Regions from separate parts of the Homo sapiens genome. Here region 1 is linked to region 2. Evidence: chromatin contacts called from ENCODE Hi-C or POLR2A ChIA-PET data. All regions are on one chromosome and are shown on one strand. Each heading gives the region's core, a stretch centred on a gene start or an enhancer-like site at or near the end of the contact. The rest is flanking DNA. Distances are from core to core; before and after follow the strand shown.

Evidence for each region. Hi-C counts contacts between places; a loop is a spot of excess contacts on that map. ChIA-PET counts read pairs that join two places held with the same protein, here RNA polymerase II (POLR2A). Pooled maps may share reads with other maps.
Region 1: a loop to region 2 is called in a pooled map, with 3 times the contacts of the local background. The contact joins the enhancer-like site here to the promoter of LINC02321 in region 2. A Hi-C loop is called at or near these places in 1 of 37 single-sample maps with no recorded cell type and 4 of 50 pooled maps. POLR2A ChIA-PET finds 5 or more read pairs at or near these places in 1 of 52 experiments (naive thymus-derived CD4-positive, alpha-beta T cell).

What each region holds. Positions count from the first base shown.
Region 1 is chr14:91,365,133-91,371,651 of GRCh38, forward strand. The region is part of intron 3 of CCDC88C (coiled-coil domain containing 88C); the gene reads right to left. It overlaps LOC107984673 (a long non-coding RNA gene), which reads left to right and starts at 4,407. Exons shown (of 2, transcript XR_001750858.2): 1 at 4,407-5,580. RefSeq lists enhancers at 1-157, 517-606, 2,344-2,423. Within about 2 kb of position 1,804, at least 5 of the 41 ENCODE cell types and tissues checked have a DNase peak (open chromatin) inside an H3K27ac peak, as active enhancers do.
Region 2 is chr14:90,825,569-90,831,506 of GRCh38, forward strand. It overlaps LINC02321 (long intergenic non-protein coding RNA 2321), which reads right to left and starts at 2,606. Exons shown (of 4, transcript NR_184259.1): 1 at 2,421-2,606. RefSeq lists a silencer at 2,637-2,896.

The DNA.
Region 1 (6,519 bases), core at 554-3,053, 540 kb after region 2:
CCTCCAGCCTAAGTGCTCTCCTCCTCTCCTCCAACTCCCTCACCCCTCACCCCTCACCCCTCCCAGGCAGGTTTCACCTTGCTGGGGCTTCTGCCCTCCTGAGAGGCAGGACAGAATGAGAGGCAGGACAGAATGAGTGGCAGGCAGGTGTCTGGAGCCCATGAAGCAGGTAGGGACCAGGACGGGAAGGGACTAGGCTGGGAAGGACCCAAGGAAAGGGGTCTGAGCGCCTCCCTTCTCCACCTACGGTGGCCCCTCACGCCCCACATGACCCTGTATGGCTCCTGGGGCTTGTAGATGAAGCTCATTTTCTGTTTTGTCCAGTTGAGGCCATTAAACTGTTAGGGGGACAGGCCGCCTCATTCCTTTTCAGCCAGTCTCTATCTGGGACTTAGAAATGGTGCATCCACTCAACCACGTTCGCCACGGGCTCAATGTCTTGGAGACCCTGAACTGAGCCTGTGCTTTCTTTTGGGACCTCCACCCTTGGTTTGGCAACAAGGTACTCAGCTCAAGTACCTTAAATGACATCCTTAGCCCCGCTCTGAGAACAAGTATGTAGACCCCAACTCTGAGTCAACCATCTACTATGCAATCTGTCAACCACAGACTATTAAAGGCCCAAATCCTCCCCAAAACTACAAAAGGAAGCATGAAAGAGGTGTGAGATTAGAGAACAGCACTCTAACAGTCTTGCTGCAAATTAACGCTGGGGAACGGTTCAGGACGCTATGGCCACTCATCCCATTTAGGAAGGCAGCAAAGAGTGCTCAAAGGTGTAAAAAGATACATAATTGTATGTACAGTAGGAAATGGATGTTGAAAAAAGAAAACAAAACCTCAAAGGAAATATATTACACTAAAATGACAGAATTTTCTTTATTAGAGTGATTAGGGCAAGAGCAAGTTTCCCCAGCATTTTCTAAATATTCTGTAAAGGTTCTCACAGAGACCATATAGTCAGAGGCATCTATTTAACTAGGTATTTCAGCTGTGAACATGACAGACCTACTTAAAAAATACACACACACACACACACACACACACACACACACACACACACACACACAGGGCTGGGCATGGTGGTTCACGCCTGTAATCCCAGCACTTTGGGAGGCCAAGGCGAGCGGGTCACCTGAGGTCAGGAGTTCAAGACCAGCCTGGCCAACATGGCAAAGCCCCATCTCTACTAAAAATACAAAAACTAGCCAGGCACAGTGGCATGTGCCTGTAATCCCAGCTACTTGGGAGGCTGAGGCAGGAGAATTGCTTGAACCCGGGACGCAGAGATTGCAGTGAGCCGAGATTGCGCCACTGCCCTCCAGCCTCGGCAACAGAGCAAGACGGTCTAAAAAAATATAAAAATAAAAAAAAACAAGAAACAAACAAACAAAAAACCATGTATCTGTATCTATATCCATATATCTATAGCCACTCTTTCCTCTGAGACAATTCACCAACTATCCAAGATGAGGAATGAAGTAGATTGCCATTTTAAATAATAGCCACAAAAAGCAAGCTGCACCTTCAAGCATCTTCTCATCAGGAGAAGCCAAGCCTCTTGATTGGGAAGAACAGATGGGAGCCAGGAGCACCCAAGGGGTCTGTAACCAGTGAAGGGGGACGGGGTCCTGGGCGAAAGGCTGACTCTCAGGGTATAAGCCCTGTGAAGACAGAGCCTCAGAGGTCCCAGAAAAGGCCCACTCAACACCTGAGGCAAAGTAAGGGCCTCCTGAAAAGACTTAACAACCTGCCAGGGCCATCTCAACCACTGTGCCTGCTCCAACAAAAAGGTCATTTTCTCCGCAGGTGGGAGAAACATTACAGTCCTGGGAAAGATGCAGGTGGAAACACCGTTCTGTGCATGTGGCAGAGGTTAGCTTCAGTATCCACTGAAAACACTAGGACAGTTGGACCAAGAACAATGATTTCACGAAGAAATGGGAAGAATTATTTTTCTCCTTCTAAGTGAAACTGAATCTCGCAGCTTGATATTTTACCAGGAAGGAAGAATAAACGCTGCCGAAAGCCAAGCGTTTAGGCCCACAGGATGCCCCTCATGTGGCTATGAATGGGAGCTGCTAATGCAGAATAAATGAGAGGGAAATCCCAGAAAAGTTAAGATGAACGCCCAGCACAGGCATTCAGGATGAAGGTGACGCTCACGGTTGCCAAGGAGACCAAGATGGTCCAAACAGCAAAGAGAGCCTTCCACACAGCCAAAGCAAAACCACAAAGAATGCCGCTGTTGACCCACACACGCTAACAGTCAAGACTGAAATAGCAGAAGCATGAGTGACGTCGGCTTCGCAGGTGCACCCAGCACACCTCTAGACACCGTCTTCCCTGGTGCCCAAAGCCGGGGCATTTTCTACACCTTTAGGTCTGCTCTGGGGTTCAGATATTCAGAAGACACGTACTGTGTACACCTTGCAGCGAGCAGAGAACTCTCGGCCTGTCTGGGAGGGAGGTAGACAGTGGCAGCACAGCACAGGGAGTACTGCCAAACTGCCCAGACAAGTCTGGGAAGGCTTCCCAGAGGAGACAGCTTCTGAGCTGGGCTGTAGAGAATGCTTAGGAGTCTGACACGTGAGGGACAGAGCCAGGAAATGTATTAACTGCTAAGTGTGGGCAGCAAGTCAACCCTTCGGTTACCCTGAGCATCAAACTGAACTACCAACACTCTCTGCGCTTCCCACGAGGGTGCCCTTCCTCCCACAGCCCCATTACCACCAGATTACCACCTGCCAGACCCTACTCGCCCTCCAAAGCTCAGCTAAAACGCCCCCTCCTCTAGGCAGCCACCTGATGCCGGATGATTTTTTTCTCCCCTGAACTCCTAATGCTTCCTCAGCCCCCTTCTGCGGCACTTTCTACACTGTGCCATGTCAATCAACTCCCCACTCCGAAGTGGCAAAAAGCTGCTAATAGTGACAGTTGGGAAAATTAAATCAGAAAATATTCCTCAAAATATATATTGAGTACACAGTTTTTAAAAACCTCTTTTGTGGAGGAGGTGTCTTCTCTGTCTCTTCCATGTTGACAAGGGAACCAAGATCTGAAAACCTACTGTTCTGCTCTATCACTGCAATGAGGGTGGTTTCTCTGCTAATTCCTGTGCCTTGAAACCTGGAAAATCTGACACCATATTCCTTAAGATTCACAGCCTGTAGCTGTTAACAAAAGTTAAAAACATTTCAGAGGGAAAAAAAGCTTCGAATTTGTTTTAGAATTTTCCATTAGAACTTGTGTAAGTAGAAGATTGAATATAGATTTTTAAAAACATTCCAAAGTGAACTGGTAATGCTGGCTTGAATATACCATGCTTTCCAACTGTAAAATCCCAAATGCAATAGTTTTATGAGCAAACTAAGCAAAAGTAAATTAATTTTAAATTCCTAAACTACAGAAGTGACTTCAGACAGGAAAGGCCCCACACGTATTCCAGTGTTCCCAATGTCTAGTCCAGTGCTCTAGGAGGGGTGTCGAAACCCTGCATCGATTTAACACTTCCAGAAACGGCACGGTGCTGGCTGTGCTTCAGGCAGGTGGGATGCTTTTTGAGGGCCCCCAAGAGAACCCTGTAGTCAGGAGGGATATTCCACAGATCTCCTTTGCAGGTGTTGGAACGTCTACGCTCATGCCACTGATTAACTCTCCACAGGACACATCTCACAACCTCTTCCTGGATTTGGCCAGAAGCAGCCCCTGAATGCACCTCAACAACTTGATGGCCAAAACAAAAACCACCTGACGACCTGGCACTGGCAACCAGCCAACCTCAGGCCCCGTTACCAGAAACACCAGACAGTGAAGAGGTTCCATCTCCTTTCTCCTCCTTCCTCCCTGACATTCATGCGAGGTGGCCAGGACAAGAATTATGAGCATTTCCAGTGGGAGGGAACAGCCGCAGCACAATGTCGCTGATCGTTTGCCAGCAGGGCCTGGAGCAAGACCGGGGTTGGAACCTCAGGCCTGGAGAGCTTCCCTCATAGACACCATCTTCATCACCTCATGCCCAAAGCCAGAGCACTTTCTACAGCACAGGCCCGCCCCAAACCTTCAATAACGACTCACGACACAGCCTGTGGCCCAACCCCAGCCAATCACACCCGCCAGGCTGGAGTGCAATGGCGTGATCTCGGCTCACTGCAACCTCCACATCCTGGGTTCAAGCAATTCTCCCGCCTCAGCTTCCGAAGTAGCTGGGATTACAGGCGCCTGCCGTCATGTCCGGCTAATTTTCGTATTTTTGTAAAGATGGGGTTTCATCATGTTGGCCAGGCTGGTCTTGAACTCCTGACCTCAGGTGATCCACCCACCTCGGCCTCCCAAAGTGCTGGGATCACAGGTGTGACCCACCATGCCCGGCCAATTTTCTTATTTTTTATTCATTATTATTTTTCTTTTTTTTACCTCTGGAACATAGCACATTTTCTAACATAGCCACTGAGAGGAAAACCCAAGCAGTGGTTTGTCCTTGCTGCCTGCACAAAGCCCAGGCCCACATGCTTGTAACTCCATCTGCACAAGAGGCTCTCCTCTCCACCCAGTCCCTCTTCGGGGCGGGGAGTCCTGGCAAAACGAGTGGCAATGAAGTGCTTTTATGTTACGAGGCTGTCATGTAAAGCTGCTGATAGATTCAATCCATCTGTTCCACCTCATTTCGATTAATCCTGGGATCCCTAGGGCCTGAAACCAACTGCAATCTGCACAAGCCCAGGAGCGCCGGCTCCCCTAACAAGGCCACCCGTGTCTCCGTACCCAGGGACCAACTCGGCCCGGCCGAGGCTACCACGTCATCAGAAAACCCCCTCCCACGGAACACTTCCTAACTGCCTGTCCTTGTGGCTGCATTCACAGAAACAAACATAAGTCGGTTCTTTGTTCACAGAAAGGAAAACAAATATTTCCTTTGAGCTGACCCAGGAGGAGGAGAACCGCTGGGAAGGAGCACCTGGAAACTCAAACACCGCAGCATGAGGGCAGAGCCGCTAACTCCTGCCTCTGCCTGTAACCTACTGTGTGGCCTCAGGCAAGTCACAGTCCCTCTCTGAGCCACACCCTCATCTGTACCAGGATCAGGACTCCACAGTCTCTAAAGGACTTCAGTCTCCTTCAGAAGGGGGAAGGGAGGGGCTGGAAAAAGAGACGCTGCTGGCAAGAGAGGCACAGCACATCTTTATGGCGTTAACTCGGCTGCCAGCTCTCACCAGCAGGCAAGTGCCCACGCGTCCAGAAGAACTCAGGGAACCCGGCAGGGAGGGAACCAGAGGATGTTTCAAGTAACCCCAGGAGCTCCTGCCACCTTCCCTTTAGGGCTGGGTGATGCCCTGGATTGCTCTGTGGGCAGACCTGTCTTATCTGATGCCAGGAAGGGCCTGTTCTGAGCCCCTGAGCCAAAGAAGGGGGCGGGGGGCAGCCCCAGAAACACGGGCAGGACACGGCATTCGACTCCTTGGAAGAGAACCTCTGCCCATAAACAGTAGTTCAGGAACCATTTTACAAGAGGAATGCAAGCCGGGTCTCTGCATCGGGCTTTAGGAACGACCTGCTGCAGTGATGCCTCGGCAACCACAGGTGCGGATGGTGGGGGAGGGGAAGGCGGGTCAGTAGGTGGACACATCCGTGCATACAGACCCCAACAGCAGAGGGATGCTGAGAATCTGCATTTTAAAACCAAAAGAGCCATCAAGATTATCCATAGAGTCAGGAAACTGAGGTCCGGAGCAAAAAATGACAGAGGCGTAGCCCCACATTCAGGTCTGGAAACCCAGGTCTCCTTGCACTCCGCCCTAGGGCTCCTTATGCCATACCAAGAAGCTTGTATCCACTCAGCGGTGTCTGCTGAGTGCATGCCATGCCCTGAGGTGTGTGTTTGGGGTGAGGCAGAAGGACTTCAAGGATTAGGCTAAGGATGGAGAGAGCAGGACCCTTTCCCCACAGGACAGCACCTGCAGCAGTTCTGGGCTGCCCTTTCCTCTGTCCCTAAGTCCACCCCTCCTGGCTAAAACGACAGCATCGGTGCTCCAGTGCTTGGAGTTGATATAAGGGCCCTGATTTTATGGCCGTGAGGGATCGTATGACTGTGACTTCATGGTGGTAGAGTACTTTTTTTTTTTAAGCTTCTTGGCAAAGTCAGTATTTTTGCTGATGGATGGAAAAGTCAGTAGTTCTGCTGATGGATAAGCAAGAAAGGGGCAGAGAAAGTGTGGCCAGAGGAAACTACGGTATGCATGCAGGGTGGGCTGGGACAGGCATGACCCCCCCAGCCAGAATGAGTGTAGTGGTCCCATGGGAGGAGCCATGTGCTGTCCAGGCCCAGCCAACCTCACCCGCCGGTGGCAGGAGTACAGAGGCCGGCGGTGGCAGGAGTACAGCACAGACCAAGACCACAGTCTTGGTCCCGAGGAGCCTGTGGAGTCACAGACTGGGACCAAGACTGCCTCCCACACCCTCCAGTCAGGGGTGGCTCTAGCTGATTTCCTGGGCAGGCACCTATCTGTCCTGGGCACACCC
Region 2 (5,938 bases), core at 1,356-3,855:
CAGGCACAGAAGAAAACACGTGGAATGGTTTTATTTATTTAATTTTTTTTTTTTTTTAGATGGAGTCTCACTCTGTCACCCAGGTTGGAGTGCAGTGGCTTGATCTCAGCTCACTGCAACCTCCGCCTCCTGGGTTCCAGCAATTCTCCCTGCCTCAGCCTCCCAAGTAGCTGGGATTACAGGAATCTGCCACCATGCCCAGCTAATGTTTGCATTTTTTAGTAGAGACAGGGTTTCACCATGTTGGCTAGGCTGGTCTTGAACTCCTGACCTCAGGTGATCTGCCCACCTCGGCCTCCCGAAGTGCTGGGATTACAGGTGTGAGCCACTGCGCCTGGCAGAATGGTTTGATTTAAATGATGTTGTTGATTCACATATCAGGAGTTTGTTTGTTTGTTTGTTTTTTGAGATTAAAGTCTTGCTCTGTCACCCAGGCTGGAATGCAGTGGCACAATCTTGGCTCACTGCAACTTCTGCCTCTGGGGTTCAAGTGATCCTCCTCCCTTACCTTCCCAAGTAGCTGAGATTACTGGCATATGCCACCACGCCTGCCTAATTTTTGTATTTTTAGTAGAGACGGGATTTCACCATGTTGGCCAGTCTGGTCTCGAACTCCCGACCTCAAGTGGTCTGTCCACCTCAGCCTCCCAAAGTGCTGGGATTACAGGTGTGAGCCACCACGCCCAGCTGACATCAGGAGTTTTAAAGAGAAATCACGAACTAGGTGGGCACAAGGGACCTGGTTGTTCCTGGGGAGTTGTATCAGCAAACAGGTTTGAAGTTTGCACTTCGGACACGTTACTGTGAAAAAAAGAAACTAATTCTCATTTTGTGTGAAGGAGCCTGATAGACACAGGATCTGCTTCAGTGAGGAATTGTGAGTGATCTTCCCCTGCACAAGGCCAATAGGGTGCAAGGTTTCCACAGTTCAATTCAACAAACGTTTATTGAGTACCTACTATGTGCCGGACACAGTGTTAGGCCTTAGTGATACAATATTGTGTAGGGTATGGTCCCATCCCTCAAGGAACTCACAGTCTAGTGGGGGAAAGAAGTGAGCAACAGCTCTGCAGCCGGACCCAGAGGAACGCCAGGAATTAACTGTGGTGGGTGCTCCAGTAAGTCTTCCTGGAGAATGTTGCCCCCAAGCCAAGCCTTGAAAAAGGATCTCAGGTCCAGTCTGCTCACCAACCCTCACCATCTAACAAAGTGGTCCTGGGTTTTCAAAACTCTTGCACTCAAAATAGGGTCCCAGTATTCAGACATATGCAGTCCCAGATCACCCCCGACCATCAGATGAGAAAAACCCAACAATCTGGTCTCCTTTCCTGCAGCAAAGCACTTGGTGGTCAGAAGGGTTGGGGGTGAAGGTTTATGGGATCTGCTGGACAGCTGGTGAGGCATACAGACACTTCTGGTTATTATCTTTCTCCCAAATCAAATGCTAAAGGTACTAAAACCATGCTGACTGCATGAACCATTCCCTGGGGACTGGTAGGGCATTCCATTCCTCCCCACATTTGGGAGTCCAAACTGGGGTGGAGGGGTAAGAAGTAAAAGGTCTGGGTCAAGTGCTGCCCATCAGCTTGTTCATGATCAGGTACCCTTCAGTTTCCTTATTTGTAAGAGGAGAGTGCTAGTCAAGGAGGTCCTGGGCTCTGGTCGTTGATTCTGTCCTGTCAAAGTGAGAGTGGCTGGAATGGGATTGGTATATGGGTGCTCCCATACAGCTGAGGTTCCTTTCTGAGCTCTCAGGAAGCAAATTAAAAAAAAAATAATAATAATTACCAGGTGAGATGGCTCACAGCTGTAGTCCCAAGCACTTTGGGAGGCCGAGGCGGGTGGATCACCTGAGGTCAGGAGTTCGAGACCAGCCTGGCCAACATGATGAAACCCGTCTCTATTAAAAATACAAAAATTAGCCGGGTGTGGTGGTGGGCACTTGTAATCCCAGCTACTCGGGAGGCTGAGGCAGAAGAATCGCTTAAACCCGGGAAGCAGAGATTGCAGTGAACCAAGATCACTCCACTGCACTCCACCCTGGGTGACAGAGTGAGACTCCATCTCAAAAAAATAAAAAATGAAAAATAAAAATAAAACGAATAATAATAATAAGGCATCTGAAAAAACTCTTGAAGTTAGGAAACCTGGATTTGATTTTCATCTCTGTAACTGACCTGCCGTGTGACCTTGTGAAAGGCGTGTCCCCTCTCTGGGGGTGTCAGTGGACTAATTCCCGAGTTAGCTGTGGGGGGAGATGATCACTGGCATTTAACAGTAAGGTGGGGCTTCAGAAGTCCATCTACTGCGAAGCAAGAGAAAACTCCACGGAATACACGACTGAAACGAGTGGGAAGCCAGATGTGTCACGGACGTAGGGAGGGGAAGATGAAGGTCCCAGCAAAATCCCGGGAACATACCTGTCAAAGGGTCAGCGAGAAAACCAGTCCCTTGGCTGGTTGAAAGGAACACTTGATTCTTTGTCAGAAAGCAGCCTTGCGCTTCTAAGGGGTCTGCTGTCTGAAAGAAGCCTTCGAGGCTCGCAGACCTGGGGAAGAACTCAACCTGCCTTCAGCCCATGGGGACTGGGGCCGGCGCGGCTTTCTGGAATCGAACGGAACGAGGCGACCAGGCGCGGCGGCGGCAGCCAATGAGGGAGCCTCCTGATGAGGTCATGCAGTTCCTGGGCGCTTCATTGGCGGATCCTTCGCGGGGCCGCGGCGGGGGCCGCAGGGCGGAGCGAGGCGGGGCGAGGCGGGGCGGAGGCGGTGCCTGCCAGAGCCCGGACCTAAAACCGCGGTTCGATTTTCCTTATTTCCTCCCAGCGCTTATTTCCCCTGAGCGCGATGGGTCAGGCCCTTCTTAAGAGAGCAGTGAAAATACCCAGAAAAAAGGGCTTTTACTCACTCCAGAGACTGGGTTTACTTATTTTGGGTGAGCCCTCATTTTCTTTAGTAAAAGTGGAGGGTTGTTTAGTTTTGTTTCAATCCAGGCCAAACGCACTATTAACTCTAACCATTTAGCAACGCTGAGAGAATGTCCCTTGGTAGCCTTTTATTTGCCCACTGTGGTCCTCTAACCCGCTGTGTTGGGAGCACCGAACACCAGCTTTGTTCCACAGACGTGGAAACAGACCCAGGCGACTTGCCCAGGGTTATGTGGCCATTCAGTGGGACAGTGGGGGAACAGAGAACTAAGCTTTTGGTCCCTGCTGCCTGCCCAGGGGACCCACTCTCATGACCCTGGGTCACAGCCCAGGGCTCCCCACAGCCCAGGGCTCCCCACAAGGAAAGGCAGTCAAGTCAACCTTGCTGCTTCCTGTTGCAAGCTTTTGATACATCAGTTTCATTTTCAAAATACCGCCCAGAGTAGTCTATGGTCAGCAGAAAGATGCTGACAGCACTGTCTATTCTAGGAAGTTATTTTCGAATGAACTACAGTGTGAGGGACGGTTGGAATGTCCCTGATGCTGAAGGAGCCTGGCAGCTATTACGCTGGTCCTCAGCCCACCAGGCCTTCCTTTTTAAGAGGTATCTAGGAACTTGCATAATGCCTCTGTTTTGTTGCAGTCTAAGGGCGCTGACCCTTTGCCCAGAGAGAAGCGGAGTTTTAAGTGATGTGTACAGGACACTCTTCTAAGGATGAGACCCTGGCACTTGGCCTGGGCCCTCAAATATGCGTTGAATGACTGATACAGCCTGAATGCCTGTTATCAGACTCAGAGATTGTGTGGGCCAGGGAAGGCAGGCAGCAGAGAGAGTGCGGGCAGGCCGGGCGCGGTGGCTCACACCTGTAATCCCAGCACTCTGGGAGGCCGAGGTGGGCAGATCACTTGAGCTCAGGAGTTCAAGACTAGCCTGGGCAACATGGCAAAACCCTGTCTCTATTTTTATTTAGAAAGAAAGAAAGAGAGCGAGAGAGAGAGAGACAAAGAGAAAGAAAGAAAGAAAAAGAAAGAAAGAAAGAAAGAAAGAAAGAAAGAAAAAGAAAGAAAGAAAGAAAGAAAGAAAGAAAGAAAGAGGAAAGAGCAGAGTTAGATGGCCTCACTCGTGGGAGGATGCCATCTGTCATCTGGGATCTTTATCTCCTTTCCTGTATTTGAGGAATCCCCCACCAGAGACACTGAAAATGCCAGGCACTCACTGTGCCAGACCCCCTTGTTTCTACAGTGAGGGGTGGGGGACCTCAACCCTGCCAGGCAGACGCCACTCAGAAAGCAGGTGCAGGAGCGTGGGCAGCCTCAGCCTGATTCGGAGGCATCCCAGGTGGCAACTGCTCTGGCAGGCCATGTGAGTGGGGCTGGGGTGCACTTGGGTATCTGTGCCCAGCAGTGGTGGCAGCACTTTTCCTCCCTGCCAGACCAGTCCTGCGGAGGATGTCCAGCCTCCCAGCCTGGGTCCCTTCCTCCCAGAATGTGTGCACCTGATGTGATGAATTCCACTTCTACCTAAATCAGCCAGAGCTGGTTTCTGTGGTTTCTAGCAGAGAACTGGACTGCTGGAGGAGGCTTCCTGTAGGAGGGACAGGCACTGGCTAGGCAAGAAAGGATGGGCGCCCAGGTAGAAAAAATGGCACCAGGCTAAGGGTGGGGAGGAGACGGAGGACGGAGAGGCATCGTGGTACCATCTTCCTTCAGACCAAGTCACAAGTTTCAGAATTGTGTGGAAGGAAGCAAGTCACATTGCTGGGTCGGGTATCCTCCAGCCTCTCACAGGAGTTATAAAGGGTCCTAGGAGTCATGATTGGGCTGGAGGGGTTTCCTGCAGGTCTGCTTTTTCCCCTTTGAGCCTTCCTTCCTTCCTTCTTTTTTTTTCTTCAGACAGAGTCTTGCTCTTATCACCCAGGCTAGAGTGCAATGCCGAGATCTCAGCTCACTGCAACCTCAGCCTCCTAGGTTCAAGCGATTCTCCTGCCTCAGCCTCCTGAGTAGCTGGGATTACAGGTGCCTGCCACCACGCCTGACTAATTTTTATATTTTTAGAGACAGAGTTTCCCCATGTTGGGCAGGCTGGTCTCAAACTCCTGACCTCAGACGATCCGCCCGCCTCAGCCTCCCAAAGTGCTGGGATCTGAGCCTTTTACTCAAGAAACTTGGGCTTTTCTTCCCCAGTGGGAAGGGAGGTTAGGTTTAAGAGAGGAGATCAGGCTCCTGGTAGCCTTTTACTAGGCGGGCTTCTCTGATTTTATTAGGAAGCCTCAGTGTGCTCCCCAATAGGTAAGTCCTTCACCTGAAGTACAATTTTAACTTGGGGTGAAGACTTTCTTTTTAGAATGAAAGATGAGGCTTAAAATGCCCCTTTCCCCAGCCCTAACGCAGCCCTTGCATTTCCACCTTTGATGGGCGAACTCACTCCAGTGGGGCTGGCCCTTTGCCGCTCTGTGTTCATTGACATGGGTGTTGGGAGGACGCTATTCCCTGAGCCACCCTTTCCCAGGTGGGGAAACTCTGGTGGTGCTGGGGGCCTGGGGATGAGCTGCCTTCTTTGGAGCAGAGTTTGAGAGAGCAAGGAGGGCTCAGGAGCCTGGGGATGGAGGTGAGGTAGGGAAAGCCTCCAGAAGGCGGGCAGGGGCTGGCATCCCGGACCGGCGCTTCCCACCCCTCTTCTCAGGCCTCCTCCCCAGCAAAGGTGCCAGACGCCCTGGGCTGTCGCCGTTCCCCCATGGGGCAGTAAGAGCTCTCTAAACCTCAGACTTCCACAGACCTGCCTCAGATGGACCCCCAAGAAAGGAGGAAGCCAGCTCTCAGGGACTGAGCTGCAGGCCCAACATCTCCTCCCTACCCCAGGCTCAAACCATGAATGCCGCACAGCGCTGCGTGCATGTCCACGAGGACGTGCCCAGCAGGCATCTGCCAGCACAGCGGGCTTTCACAGCACAATCTGGACAGAAGCTGACGAGGACATAGCTCTCCGACAGCACTTGCCATTCTGGGTGCACA